Regions from separate parts of the Homo sapiens genome. Here all the other regions are linked to region 3. The links are chromatin contacts, found by Hi-C or POLR2A ChIA-PET in ENCODE. All regions are on one chromosome and are shown on one strand. Each heading gives the region's core, a stretch centred on a gene start or an enhancer-like site at or near the end of the contact. The rest is flanking DNA. Distances are from core to core; before and after follow the strand shown.

What was found. Hi-C counts contacts between places; a loop is a spot of excess contacts on that map. ChIA-PET counts read pairs that join two places held with the same protein, here RNA polymerase II (POLR2A). Pooled maps may share reads with other maps.
Region 1: a loop to region 3 is called in a map of cardiac septum, with 6 times the contacts of the local background. The contact joins two enhancer-like sites. A Hi-C loop is called at or near these places in 2 of 168 maps with a recorded cell type or tissue (aorta and cardiac septum) and 2 of 50 pooled maps. POLR2A ChIA-PET finds 5 or more read pairs at or near these places in 1 of 52 experiments (CD8-positive, alpha-beta memory T cell).
Region 2: a map with no recorded cell type shows a loop between it and region 3 (13-fold over the local background). The contact joins the promoter of ZNF619 here to the enhancer-like site in region 3. A Hi-C loop is called at or near these places in 1 of 168 maps with a recorded cell type or tissue (thyroid gland), 2 of 37 single-sample maps with no recorded cell type and 2 of 50 pooled maps.
Region 4: a pooled map shows a loop between it and region 3 (6-fold over the local background). The contact joins the promoter of ZNF621 here to the enhancer-like site in region 3. A Hi-C loop is called at or near these places in 2 of 37 single-sample maps with no recorded cell type and 5 of 50 pooled maps.

The regions. Positions count from the first base shown.
Region 1 is chr3:40,689,767-40,693,040 of GRCh38, reverse strand. No RefSeq gene overlaps it. Among named protein-coding and RNA genes, the nearest start is that of ZNF621, 170 kb to the right of the region's middle. Within about 2 kb of position 1,765, at least 16 of the 41 ENCODE cell types and tissues checked have a DNase peak (open chromatin) inside an H3K27ac peak, as active enhancers do.
Region 2 is chr3:40,475,406-40,478,878 of GRCh38, reverse strand. ZNF619 (zinc finger protein 619) reads right to left here and starts at 1,757. Exons shown (of 5, transcript NM_001145093.4): 1 at 1,522-1,757; 2 at 876-961. The coding sequence starts at 899. RefSeq lists an enhancer at 1,444-1,583.
Region 3 is chr3:40,969,768-40,972,972 of GRCh38, reverse strand. No RefSeq gene overlaps it. Among named protein-coding and RNA genes, the nearest start is that of CTNNB1, 230 kb to the left of the region's middle. RefSeq lists a silencer at 1,320-1,369 and an enhancer at 662-1,861. Within about 2 kb of position 1,337, at least 29 of the 41 ENCODE cell types and tissues checked have a DNase peak (open chromatin) inside an H3K27ac peak, as active enhancers do; they include thyroid gland, where a contact is called at or near this core.
Region 4 is chr3:40,523,166-40,526,819 of GRCh38, reverse strand. It overlaps ZNF621 (zinc finger protein 621), which reads right to left and starts at 1,860. Exons shown (of 5, transcript NM_198484.5): 1 at 1,546-1,860; 2 at 956-1,041. The coding sequence starts at 979. RefSeq lists enhancers at 1,379-1,518, 1,078-1,890, 2,169-2,258 and a silencer at 1,819-1,978.

The DNA of each region.
Region 1 (3,274 bases), core at 516-3,015, 280 kb after region 3:
GCTGATACTTCTCCTGCTCCGTCCTTATTAAGCACTTGAAATGTCACTAGAGTGGCTGAGGAACCGAAGTTCAAATTCTATTAATTTTAATTAATGTAAATATATATTTAAAATCTGATATGTGATTCCATTACTGTAAAACTTTTAAGTATATGTGGAACCACTTGAGTATATGAATCTATTCTGGCAACTATAAAGTTTGTGAAACTGAAATGCAATTAAGAATTCCAATGATTATTTTTTAGCATTGGAATTGAGGTGTGCTGTAAGTGTGAAATACACACAGGAGTTCAAAGACTTGGTAAGAAAAAAGAATATAAAGTATCTAATAATTTTTATATTGTTACATGTTGAAATGGTAATGCTTTTAATATAATGGAATTAAAAATATATATTATAAAAATTAATTTTACCATTTAAGAGTTTTTTGATGTTTCTACAAGAAAATTTAAAATTAAAATTCTGCAAGAAAATTTAAAACTAAAATTACATTATTTTAATTATATTGTCTTTATAGTGTTTTCATATTATCTTTTATAGTGTCTTACATCATCTGTCTACTGGATAGCACTGGTAGAGAGGACTTCTTTGCCCTATACCAGGTCACTCATCCTTGGTAGCCCTGGAGGGTCTTGAAAAATGCACAACCTTATCTACCTATACTGGAGTTTTTTGTTTCATAGTAAGATTACCAGAAAAATAGAAAACATACCCAACATGGGCACAAAAACTGCTGGGGTCATTTTCTCTGTGCCAGATGTGAGCTGCCAATATCATCATTTCCATTGGCAAAGCCCTTCAAACTTTAAAACAAAATGTAATTACTTTTACACACCCTTCCCCTTCCTACCTCATGAGACTATTATGAAGCTGAAGAGAGAATGTGAAAATTCTGTGACATTGGAACAAGGGATGATTAAAATATCAGCCAAGTAAACACTTTCCAACAGTTACTACCTCTGACCTTCACACTTATGTGGGGGCAATATTCCCATTTCATAGGTGAGGAAACTGTGGCAGAGAGAGGCTAGGTCCTTTCCCTGAGTCACACAGACAGCAGGTGGTGGGGCTGACATCTAGACCTCTACTCTGACCTATCAGAGAGTCATTGACACTGGTGGAGTGGACAAGAGACCTCACCCTCTGGAAACAATTTTCAAATGAGAAACTGTCTGGAAGTCTCTCTGCTTCTCTGATCTGCAGGCTGGCCTCTCCAGTCCTTGGTGAGCAGCTTCTCTGCATGGGAGCAACAGTTCCCATGACAGCTGCAGGGAACCATGGGAAAAGGGGAAAAAAACTTCCTGAATGCACTCATTGTCTTTCCAGACATTTCCGGCAGGAGGGTTGGTTCTTGGGAAACAAGACCTCATTCTTAAACTGGCTCTGCACACTCAGGTATGTGCCAAAGTGGCATCAGCATGGCCAACAACCACTTATTTGTCTAAAGCAACAGATGACTCGCTGGGGCTACTTGAACTTCTGGCCGGGAAGCTGACCCCACTCTTACTGCCCACAGAACCTCCAGGTTCCTCTGATAGGTCAGCGGGAGGGTGACCTTCAGCCCCAAATGCCTGTTTCTTCCCTTCCCAGTCATGACCAGTGGCAGGCCTGGCACGGGTGGTGGAGAAGGACAATATTCACTTCCAACGGTCAGTGGTTGTACACAGGGCCCTTCCCAAGCCATGGATTCCAGGCCCAGCCCTCCTTTCTGAAAGGTGGTAGTTTGACTTGGAATGAGATGCGCCTGCACCTGCCAAGTTCAACACACAGTGAAGAGAAACACAGCTCAATCCCCAAAGGCCCCGCCTAAGGCAAGGCAGAGACAGGGCAGTTCATCTGGAGAACAAGGGGGGTGAGCCAGGTTCCAGCACAGTCGATGCAGATGGGAATGGGGAGGCATGGGGAGGGAGTAAAGAGCTATGAACTGAGGCTCTGGGAGCGGGGATGGAAGGAGGTGGGTCGAGTTCCCACTCCTGCCCACCTCCTTTTTCATCTACTTTCCCTTTGGCCTTAAAATAACCCCATAAGTTTTGATTGATGTTTTTTGTTGTTTTAACTGGTTGTCCTCAGGGAGGGTTTTCAGAAAGAGCAGCAGCGTTTCCAGGAGCTGGCAGGGCCTCAGAGTGAAGCAAGCTCGCCCACACCCACTCCCTTCCTCACCAAGCACCAGGCAGCTCAGCCAAGGACTTCCTTCTCCTCCCCCCTGGCTTCCTCCCCTTCTCTCTCACCATTTCACCCAGGGGGGAAAAGCTCCAAGTTTTAAAAGAGTCAGCTCAAACCAGCAGCATACTTGAAATATAGAGGAAAGCCCTGCTAGGATGTCCAACAGCTCTGTGTTGTGTGACCTGGGTCGGGGAGATGGGGAGGACAGAACTGACCACAGATACCCGACCTCTAGATGAGTCCTACCCCCTAATATAATCAATGGCTTTGACCTCCTTGAAGAGCTGTTTAAAAGATTTCACATCAGCTGACTTGAGTTTCAGCCCCTGCTGTCTAATGGAAATGAATAAAAGACCCCAGGTAATAGCCCACCTTAATAGTTGCCATCTTGATAACAGAAGGGGGTTTGTAGGGCTGTTTCTGGATCTGGCAGAAACTGATCTGGGTCACTAAATGGCTTTACAGTTACAGCTGGTCTTCATTAATTATTAGATAGTTGCTAGTTAGACCAATTTGAACACTTCTAAGAGCAGCTTAATGGTTGTTTATTAAACTCTCTCCAATTATGACTGCTTAGCATATCAAAAGGCTGGGAAAATACCCCCAGGTAACCTTGGGAAGAGAAGGCAGGCACAGGTACAATGGGTGACTTTGCTGGGCTTAACAAAGATCCCAGAAAAAGAGCAAATTCAAATGAAGGTGAAAGTCACCCTTTAAATAAACCATGGACTGAAACAAATGCTAAAGAGTAAACCATTGCACAGTTCAACAACTCCCTCCCTCTTCTGGGTAATTGAAAATACTGTAACATTGTTTTGCACTTGGACTCAGTATTATGAAGTTTCTATGGTGGTGAGGAGTAAACCCTCATATGTACATATTTACAAGGTTGTGAACACTAAACCCTGCATACTGTACCTTCTGAGCAAGTTAAATGATTTTAATCCCTGATAGTCACCAATCTTGATTTTTACCTTATACTGTCTTTAGAATGTAACATTTAAATAGAGACGGGATCCCACTGTGCTACCAGTAATATCTGCATTGAGATTTTACTGTATGCCAGGAACTTTACAAGCATATTCATTTAATCCTTAGAATACCTTTTGAG
Region 2 (3,473 bases), core at 508-3,007, 490 kb after region 3:
GAATTTTTGCTGAAGTTCTCGAACAGAAGTGGATGGTCCAATATCCACCAAAAGGACACACACATTGTTTTTAAGTCCTTGGGATGGAGCTTTCTCATTACAAGATACATCCATTACATGATAAACTCAGCTTTCTCATTCCATGATCTAGGACACTGGAGAAAAATCCAGTAAAACCATCATCTACCACCAAGAAAACTGGAGGGAAAAGTCCTCCCAATGCTACATGAATTTGTAGCCAAGAAAGGATATAGACTCTCACAGAGGTTAGACTGACGTCTTCGCATTGAGCTAAAGGCACTGGCTTCAGCTCCAAACTCATCATTCCTCCAAAAATACATCTCCCTCATCAATCTACATTTTCCACATGTTTCCAGTTCTGGCTTCACTGTACCTTAACTGAGTGGTCTGCAGGGTAAACTCCTCCCTTGGAAGTGTCTATTTAACCTCAGAAATGGCTTTTCTTTGTGTACTGTGAACGCAGACTAGCACTCCTCAAATTTTAATCTGCCCTTTAATTTTCCAGATCTTGTAAAAATGTAGATTCTGATTTAGGAGATCTGGGGAGGGGGCCTGACATTTTGCCTAACAAGAGCCCTCTGTAATGCAAAAGCTGCTCATCTCCAGGCCACACTTTCAGTTCTCATGAATGCAGATTCCCACTTTCTAGGATAATTCATTCCTTCTTTTCCAACCTACCTGACTCTCCCAAATTCACCTACTCTCGTTCGTCAACTCCCCTCGCATACTGTTTTTACATACTTTATTGAAGGATGTAAAACTAAGCATGAGACTGGCCAAGTCAGGCTACTGGGGCTGTACTGACCTTCCATATCTGTTCTGAGTATGGAAAGCTGAAAGAAAGCTCTGCTCACCTGGAACCACACTGTCTGGAGCATGGCTGATGACCCCTGGCTTCATGCACTGCCCTCTAGGTTTGAAAAAGTAAGAACCTGCGGAGCTAAGAGAGAACCACAATGAGACTGATCTGTCTCGTCTCCTACACTTGCCGCCTCTTCCCCTCTGTCTCCTGCCACTAGCATTGCAGATATTCTTGGCACACTAGCTGCTGTCATTCACCCTCTCCACTGATTCATGGGATGTTGCAAATGCTCCCTCTGCATATTCTCCTATAGATCTGCTTGGTGACACTGGAAACTCTAGAAAGAATATCTGTAAAGTAAGAGTCAAGAACTGCAGTGGATTCGTGGCTGTTTTTTAAAAAAAATTCTTGGCCCCACTATGAATGCATTACTAAACAGTTTGTATTGAATGCTTCTAGTGTTCATGGCAAAAACCCAAAACAAGTCTCTGGAGAGAAAGTAGGATATAACGGGGACCCCTAAACAAACCACAGGCTGCAGGACAAAATATAAGTGGTGACCCAGCCCCGGGTGACAAGGGTAAGACGCTTAATGTCCCAGCGGGTGATGCTGACCGAAGACCTAACCGGGATCTGAACGCTCCACCCTGGGAAGCAGGAGACCCTATAGTCACGGCTCCCATCCTCCCCATGAATACCGCGACCCGAGGACATCAGGCCAGCTCCTCGGAGCAGGAAGGTCGAGGGCGTCTCTGAAGACTGGGGACTGGGCCCAGGCTCTGGCGGCGGCGCGGGCCCCTCGGCGACCTCTGCAAGGGCCCAAAGCCTGACCTCCAGAACAGGTAGCCGAGTCAGGGAAGCCCGGGAAACTCAACCCGAGCGCTCGCAAGGTGGCCAAGACGGAAGCATTAGCTGGCCGGCCGTCGGTCCCTACAGCCTCTCTAGGAAGCCGGGAGGCTGGCCCTTCTCTATGGTTCCCACGAAACGAAACTCCAACCCTTCGCTTCCCTTCTCCACAACCGCTCTGCGCCTGGTTTGTTTGTTTTTTAATTTTAATTTTTTCGTGTGTTTTTTGAAACGGGGGTCTCGCTATGTTGCGCAGGCTGTTCTCGAACTCCTGAGCTCAAGCTGTCCGCCCGCCTCGGCCTCCCAAAGTGCTGGGAATACAGGCGTGAGCCACCGCGCCCGGCCGCTCCTGTTTTTCTTTATTATTTTCTCTTATGTCTTAGTACCCCAACTACATGATAAATTCCTCCATATTTAACAATTTGTAACTTAATTAACTGAATTCCTAATTCCTTACCTAATTACTTAATTCCTAACTTAACCTTCTAATGAATTTATAGCCCCTGTCTCCCACTGAATGACTGTGACCTAAGACCATGGGGTATGGTGTCTCATTGTCTGCGTTCCTGGCTCCACTCTATATGGACTTGCTCAAGTTATACTTAAATCGTTGCCTCAATTTATCAGTTGAGAATGGTAAAAGTTTGTAATTTATAAATTCAGTGAATTAACTGAGTCAATTCATGCAACAGTTTTGTAAACCAAAAATAAAATTCTAAGTCCCCCAACCAACTGAATGGACCACTTCTCTCAGCCAAAACATTCCAAAGAAAACCTGGCAATCTAGTTCAGGCCATGATGGGAAGCAGGGGATCGGACTTGCCTCGTTATGCCCTTGGAATTCAGGCACTACGGACCAGCATTAACATTAAAACAGAGATCTTGAGACTGACTAAAACTTTTTTTTTTTTTTTCCGAGATGGAGTCTTACTCTGTAGCCCAGGCTGGAGTACAGTTTCCCGATCTCGGCTCACTGCAACCTCCGCCTCCCGGGTTCAAGCAATTCTCCTGCCTCAGCCTCCTGAGTAGCTGGGATTACAGGAACGTGCCAACACGCCCGGCTAATTTTTGTATTCTTAGTAGAGACGGGATTTCACCATGTTGACCAGGCTGGTCTTGAACTAGACCTCGTGATCGCCCGCCTCGGCCTCCCAAAGTGCTGGGATTACAGGCGTGAGCCACCACGCCCAGCCCAAAACAAACTCTTTATAGCAATAAGACATCAAATTCTAACCTGACTCTAGTATAGTCTCATGTGACAGATAACAGGCCCTGAAATAAACTGAAGTATTTTACCCTAAAATGTATTTCTTTGACATATTTTGAAATGACCCTGTAAAGCTGTCTTTTGTGAAGAAAATCTACATCCTGTAAAGAATCCCCTTCACTTTCAAAGTGTTTTCCTTGATCCAGTAGAGAATTAACTAAGAGTTTGGCACCTTTTGAAGTCTGGTAAGAAACATTTACAATCGTTTCTCTCTGAAGCCTGCTACCTGGAGGTTTCATCTGCATAATAAGAACATTGGTCTCCAAAACCCCTTATCTTAACTCAGACATTCCCTTCAATTGATTCCAGGTCTTTAGCTAATAACTTTTTTTTTTTTTTTTTTTTTTTGAGACAGAGTCTTGCTCTGTCGCCCAGGCTGCAGTGCAGTGGCGCGATCTCGGCTCACTGCAAGCTCTGCCTCCCGGGCTCATGCCATTCTCCTGCCTCAGCCTCCTGAGTAGCTGGAACTACAGGCGCCCGCCACCATGCCCAGCTAATTTTTTGTATTTTTAGTAGAGACGGGGTTTCACCGTGTTA
Region 3 (3,205 bases), core at 88-2,587:
TATCAGAACCAGGCTCTCTTTTGGATGCAGTTGGTGTTTCTCCAAGGTGCTTATTACCTGTTACGGTTATTGCATGCTGGGACTGAGGTATAAACACTTCTGCTCAGGAGACCGAAGGCAGGTTAGGGGAGGCTGTAGGTACCTAGTTGGTAGAGTTTGCTGCAGAATCCTGGAAACAATATTTGGTCTAGGCTCAGACAGCTCTAGTTCAATGCCAAGATCTGCCTGGTATTAGCTGTATGGCATAGGACATGCCATTTATTGTTCCTTCAGTTTCTGCATCGTAAATAGTGATGATTTCAGGATTGTTGTTAGATTATGAGGAATATGGGAGAGTGCTTTGTACACTGTAAACACAATTACAAATGTAGTATGTTTTTCCTGTGCACACTCAGCAATTTGTATGATTAACTCTTTTGCATCTCTGCTTCTCCCTGTTGCTCTAGTTTGTTCACATCCAGGGGGCTAGATCAGACAAGCCTACACAGCTAGTAGCAGGTACGAGGAGGCATCGGATTGTGGCAGCTTCTTCTCTCCAAAGATGCCTCATGTCATTGTGCTTTCAAGGAAAAACAGCAAAGTATTTTTTTCGTTTTTTTTTAATTGGTATGTTGATATCTACTGGCGTACATTTTGTGTAACAATAGGCAAATATTAGGATTGTTAAGATGTTAGAGTAGGGAGAAGGATGCAGGGAATAGAGGACAGAGATAAATTTTACAGTTTGTGAAGATATGCGTGTTCACATCTTGTTTTGTTTTTCCTTTACCCAAACAAATAAATAAGAAAAACTGCCCACTTTGCTCTCTTATCTACCCTTCCTGTGTTCTCATTGGGGCAGAGCTCTGCTGGGGAAGGAAGCGGCCACAACCCCAGGCATTTACTACCTGTTCTCCCCACCTGCTATTTGAGAGAAGTTTTCAAGCTGAAGTTCGTACAGCTGCATTCACTTGGACATGAATATCTGGGAGTTCACGGGTTTGTCTGCCCCTTTGGCCTGAGAGAGCTGGGCGGAAGCCTCCTTGACGTCTGTGTTGACTCTCTGTTTCTCTGGTTTTTCTCTGGCCCAGTTTCCTGTTCACCTCTGTCCTCTGCTGTCTGGTAGGCTTGACTCATAGGAAACCACAGCCAAGTCACCTAGTGGTCTGAGTCACTGACCTTTGGAGCATCTCTTTCTTAAAAAACAATAAAGACAAAAGTAAGTGCCTAAGTAAGTACTGCATTTTGCAATAGATTTCAGCTAAGTATTGCACTGAACGGTTAGTTCTGGGAAGTCCCCACTTGTGACTTATTTTTGGCAACTGTGCTATAAGCAAATCATTTTATCTCCTAGCAACCGACTTCCCTCTTCCCTCCCTCCCTCCCTCCTTTGTATCCACAAGTGTTTGCTGAGAACCCTTTGTGTCCAGGCACTACATTAGGTTCTGAGCACAAAATGAAGACATAGAATGGTCCTCAACAAGCTGCTGATGCCCATAAGAAAGAGGCCTGCAAACATGTGTAAACAAGTGTGACAAGTTCACCGGCAAGGGGCAGCACAGGGTGGCACTGAACTCAGCCTCGGTATTGCCCTGACCACATGGCTGCATGTGAGCATGCCAGGTGAGGTGAGCAGGAGAGATGTTCTAGGCAGCGTTGGATGATTCTCTGTCACATTCCTTTGTGGTCAACTGAATTGCTCTCTTCAACTGCAGCTTTCACTGAGGCCACTTGAGGTTGCACAACTCCTTCCAGACACAGGTGAGCTCCACAGAGGGAGGATATGGACAAGGGGCTAGATTGGAAGGAAGATGGAGGAGAGTGATCCTTACAGCCCTGACATCGGTCAAGGGAGGCTAATAGCAGTGACCTTCCCCATCAATGTCATGTGGACTGGACAGCAATGACCAGGTGATCCATTGGTGGGGAAGTGTCCCCACAGGGACAATGGGGAACAGTCTATTCAGAAGGGACAATATGCTCGTAGCTGATGCTTTTGGCACCCTGTAACAAATCCCCTCAGCACACCTATGATTTTGTCACAGATCTGGTAGAGAGTGCAATGTGGGTTCCCATGACAATGCCCTCTTGAAACATGAAAAATGCTTCCCTGTTTTTTTGCCTCAAAGCCATCTCTGAAACTGGGAGCCCAGTCAGCCCCCAAGCAAGTACAACCTGCAAGTATGGAGAGGTAACGCCCTAGGAGCCATCTCTAACCAGTGAAGAATGAGAGCCAGTAAGCAAGTCTAGCCACTCCTCTTTTGGAGGGAACATTCTAGAAGGCATTCTGCACACTTGCCAAAGGTCACAGAAGAATTGAGCCCCTGTTGCCCAAAGCAGCAACCTTAATGATGCACACTCAGTGGCTTTTCATTCTTCCCTGTCTCACTCTCTCCCTTTTCTTTCACCTCTGCTTTTTGGGATCTCCTCCCAAATAAACCACCTGCACCAAGTCCTTGTGTCTAGTCTCAGGCTGTGATTTTAAGGGAGCCCAAACTAAGAGAGCAATATTATTAAAATTAAAGTTTTGAAATGAAAAGCATTTGAAGGTCCACTAGCAGTCTCCTTAAAATACCACCTACTACCTTTTGGTATTACCATTTATACCTGAGCCAGAGGAAAGGAGAATTCCAAAAAAGGCCTTAAAAACCCTCTGACCCACAGGAAATAGCTGCCATCTAGTCAGGCTGGGCAAAGGGCTTAGTAATACAGAAAGTGAAAAGGGGCTCATGGGGGCCTTAGCAGGGTGACTCAATTTAGTGGGTGAGAAGGAATTCTTGTTTAACTTAGGGGAAAACTACTGGGTAATATTCTTTTCCCTAGTCATAATGGTTACATTAAAAAAAAAAAAAACCCACATCGCTAGAAGGGCTAATGGTTAAGAAAAGATTGGGACAATGAGGCTCTATATGAACTAAAACGCTTATATTGTTACATTCATAAAAGCATGTTGAATTAAGAAAATAACAGGAATTTTATAGTTTGAAAATGAAAATAAAAGTTAATAGACACAAGGCTTCAAGATGGCTGACTAGAGGCATCTGGTACTTGCTTCCTCTGCAAAGAACTGAAACAGTGAGTGGATAATCACACTTAGAATAGATCATCTAAGAGGGAACACTGGAATGCAACAGGAAAGCGATAGGAAACACCTAAAGCAAGGAAGGAGAGGAAAGCAAGGCAGCCTGATTGGCTAGGAGTATGGAGAGGCTCTCCAATGCAGGAA
Region 4 (3,654 bases), core at 611-3,110, 450 kb after region 3:
CCTTTCTACCATCAATTTGCCACTAAGGGCTAGGAAAATCTTTTTAATATGTAAATCCAACCATGTCATCCCCCTGCTTAAAATTCTTCAGTGCCTTCCCAATGAACCAGTACAGAAACCACTGTCCTCACCATGACCTATAATACAGGTATCTATTTCTTCCATCTCATATTGAACCACTTTCTCTGACCCCTTCCAGTTTCTAGAGTACATCCAGCTTTCTCTGCAACTTCAGAGTCCTTGCATCTAGCATTTAGAAAATGTATATTAAAGCAACAATACTAGTCTCTCTGGGATACATACAATACAATTTGTGGGCAATCTCTCCAATAAAGAATTTCTGATTTCAAGCTAGTGCGGTGGCTCATGCCTATAATCCCAGCACTTTGGGAAGCCGAAGCGGGTGGATCACCTGAGCTCAGGAGTTCAAGACCAGCCTGGCCAACGTGGTGTAAACCCCGTCTCTACTAAAAATACAAAAATTAGCCACACGTGGCGGCGCACATCTGTAATCCCAGCTACTTAGGAGGCTGAGGTATGGGAATCACTTGAACCCAGGAGGCAGAGGCTGCAGTGAGCCGATATCATAGTGCCACTACACTCCAGCTTGGGCGACAGAGTGAGACTCCGTCTCACAAAAAATGAGTCTGATTTCAGTAGGTGACTTTCATTTCTAGAACACGATCTGGATTTCCACATTCAGAAAGAATTTCTTGGTATAGGTCCCCTTTCTTCCATTTAAATCTATACATCCAAACTCATCACTCTCTATACACAAAACTTTCATTTCCCCAGCACATATTTACATCTGCCATAGCCCTGGAGATAGATACAAAGGGGAAAACACAGCTTGGCCAAGTTAGGCCTTCCTCATCCTTTCCTGATTATCTGATAGCTAATGTGAGTAAAAAAACATAAACAAACAAACAAAAAAACTGAAAGAAGCTCAGCTCACCTGAGGCCAAGTTGTTTGGAGCATGGCGGATGTCCCCTGGCTTCATGCACTGTCTTCTGGGTTTGGACAAGCAAGATCCTCAAGAGCTAAGAGAAAAAGAGCCATGAGTGCTAAGGACCCTGTCGTCCACCACCTACAGCAACCTATGGCCCTCCCAGTTTCCACATTTCCAGCACTGGATGCACGGAGATTCTACTAGGACTCCCTCTAATTGTTCTCACGCTGATAGCCCCAAACTTCTTATGAATTGTTCTGCCTAGTCTTCAGGACAATCTTCCACCTGCCTGCTCAGTCCGAAGAGCTTTTTTTGAGCCCATTCGTACGGGTAAACTGAGGGACCCAAGAGCCCTGTCCCTATTGTGTTGGGTCTCTACAAACGTAAAGAGTCTTTACAGAATGCTTACAGGGACGATGACGTGGACCCAAAAGAAAGAACCTCAGGAGAAGAGGGACTGGGGTGGCTGAATGCGGATTAAGGGTAAAATACTCAGCGTCCCAGTGGGTGATGCTGACCGGAGACCCCACCCAACCGTGATCTTAACACTCCACCCAAGAAAACAGGCAACCCCAAACATCAGAAACGTCAGTACCGGGAGCCAGAGGCTGTCAGGGCAAGTTCTTTAGGGCAGAAAAGAGGATCAGGCCTCGGTGGCAAAGGGCTGGACACGGGCTCTAGAAGCCCGAGCAGCCACCTTGACGGCTTCGGCGAGGCCCAGATGCCCACGGTCCGGGTGAAGGAGGGGCGGGCCGCCATTGGGACCAAGTTCAGGGGTAGTGGGGGCTGACGAGCCGCCAGGGGCAGCGAGGAAGCCGGCACCGGGCGGACCTGGCACGTAGAACTCGCTGAAACCCACGCTCTGCAGAACGCCGAGGAGCTGGTCACTAACTAAAGGCCGAGCCGGAAGGGCGAGTGCACGCCCAGGGTCCCTCTAGGCCCCCGGAGGCCGCCATCTCGGTCGCCCCGTGGCCAGACCCGCCCCGCCTTTCATGGCTGGCCCCGCCCTGCGGAAGAGGCGAGGTTGCGGCGACCGGCTGGGCTGAGAGGCCGGCGGCGGGCGTGGAACTGTGGCGCTCTAAGCCCGGCTTTCTCCGGCAGCCGTCGGCATCGCCTCTGGCTGGAGTGTCACGGACTGATACAGCCTGGCTCTACCGAGACCTCGCCCTCTAGGCACAAGTGGGCCCCCAGTTCACGGGCTGCGCCTCAGCTGTTGGCCGCCTTGGCCCCGTGGCTCACCTGAAGCCTGGGCCGTGCAGGTGAGGGGAGAATGGCGCCTGCTTTGTCATCTCTAAGAGGCCCAAGCCCAGGATCTTGCTTGGGTCCTCAGCTGGGCAGTCCTCAGGGAAACCATGGTTTCCACTCGCCGTTTTAGCCCTCTCCCTTCCAAGGACCTAGATGTGCGTAGAACCTTTTAGGACAGATTCATTTAACAACCAAAACACCCGTGGCTACATACAGTTGCTAGGCATCCTGTATACACAGGACATGTCCTATATTAAATGATCTTGTCCTGTGTTGACTTTGGGAGGACACCCTAAATGTCTTATATTTAGCTTTTTCCAATAAATTACAAAAACTCGTAGTTACAGCTATTTTTCTGCTCAGTAACTGGCACTTAAATAAAATGTTAACACCAGCTGAAATATATATATCTCATACTTCCATAAATAATGATCTGGACAGACCTTTATGGTCTGTTCTGTTAGTTGGACTGCAGGAAGAAAAAACAGTGAAGAGGGGAGGCTGCTAATTAAAAGAACTTACTTTTCATATTCAGGAAAGGAAAAGACTGTTTTTTGACCAAAGTCCCAAGTCACTAACAAGTACTTGCCATTAATTTACATAATTTTAGATCAGTACACGTACTCTGAAAATCAACCAGTACACAACAGCCTCACTCCAAGCTTCTGAACATGAGCCAGTCAGTGATAAACACTTCCCGAAGCCAGCCAGTGGCAGCTCTACCCAGCTCATTGGCAAGTACCTCACTACTGTGCCCTTCCTTCTGGACAGGAGCCTTTCTCCAGTATCAAAGTGGTTGCTAAGATGGACAGACTTTGTTTTTTTTTTTTTTGCTTGTTTTTTGTTTGTTTGTTTTTTTGAGACGGAGTCTCGCTCTGTCGCCCAGGCTGGAGTGCAATGGCGCAATCTCGGCTCACTGCAAGCTCTGCCTTCTGGGTTCACGCCATTCTCCTTCCTCAGCCTCCCGAGTAGCTGGGACTACAGGCACCCCGCCACCACGCCCAGCTAATTTTTTGTATTTTTAGTAGAGACGGGTTTTCACCGTGTTAGCCAGGATGGTGTCGATCTCCTGACCTTGTGATCCGTGCACCTCGGCCTCCCAAAGTGCTGGGGATTACAGGCGTGAGCCACCGCGCCCGGCCCAGACTTTGTTTTACTTTAATCACGCTGATAACTTCTCCTGAACACAGTTCCAGATACCAGGCTCCTCACCACCAAGCATTTCCATGCTATAAAGGGGAATTGGTCTCCCACCACTAAAAGATAAAAAATGATCCTGGATATCTAGATATATTGCTTTATTACAGGGGTCCCACTTCTTGGATTTGTTATTCCTTTCTTAAGAATTAGACTGACTTATGAAGTCCTATTATGGAGAGTATCTTAGGTATCTACTGCTGCATAACAAATCACCCTAAAACCTTATGGCTGAAAACAAAACACACTTATTATCTCTTAA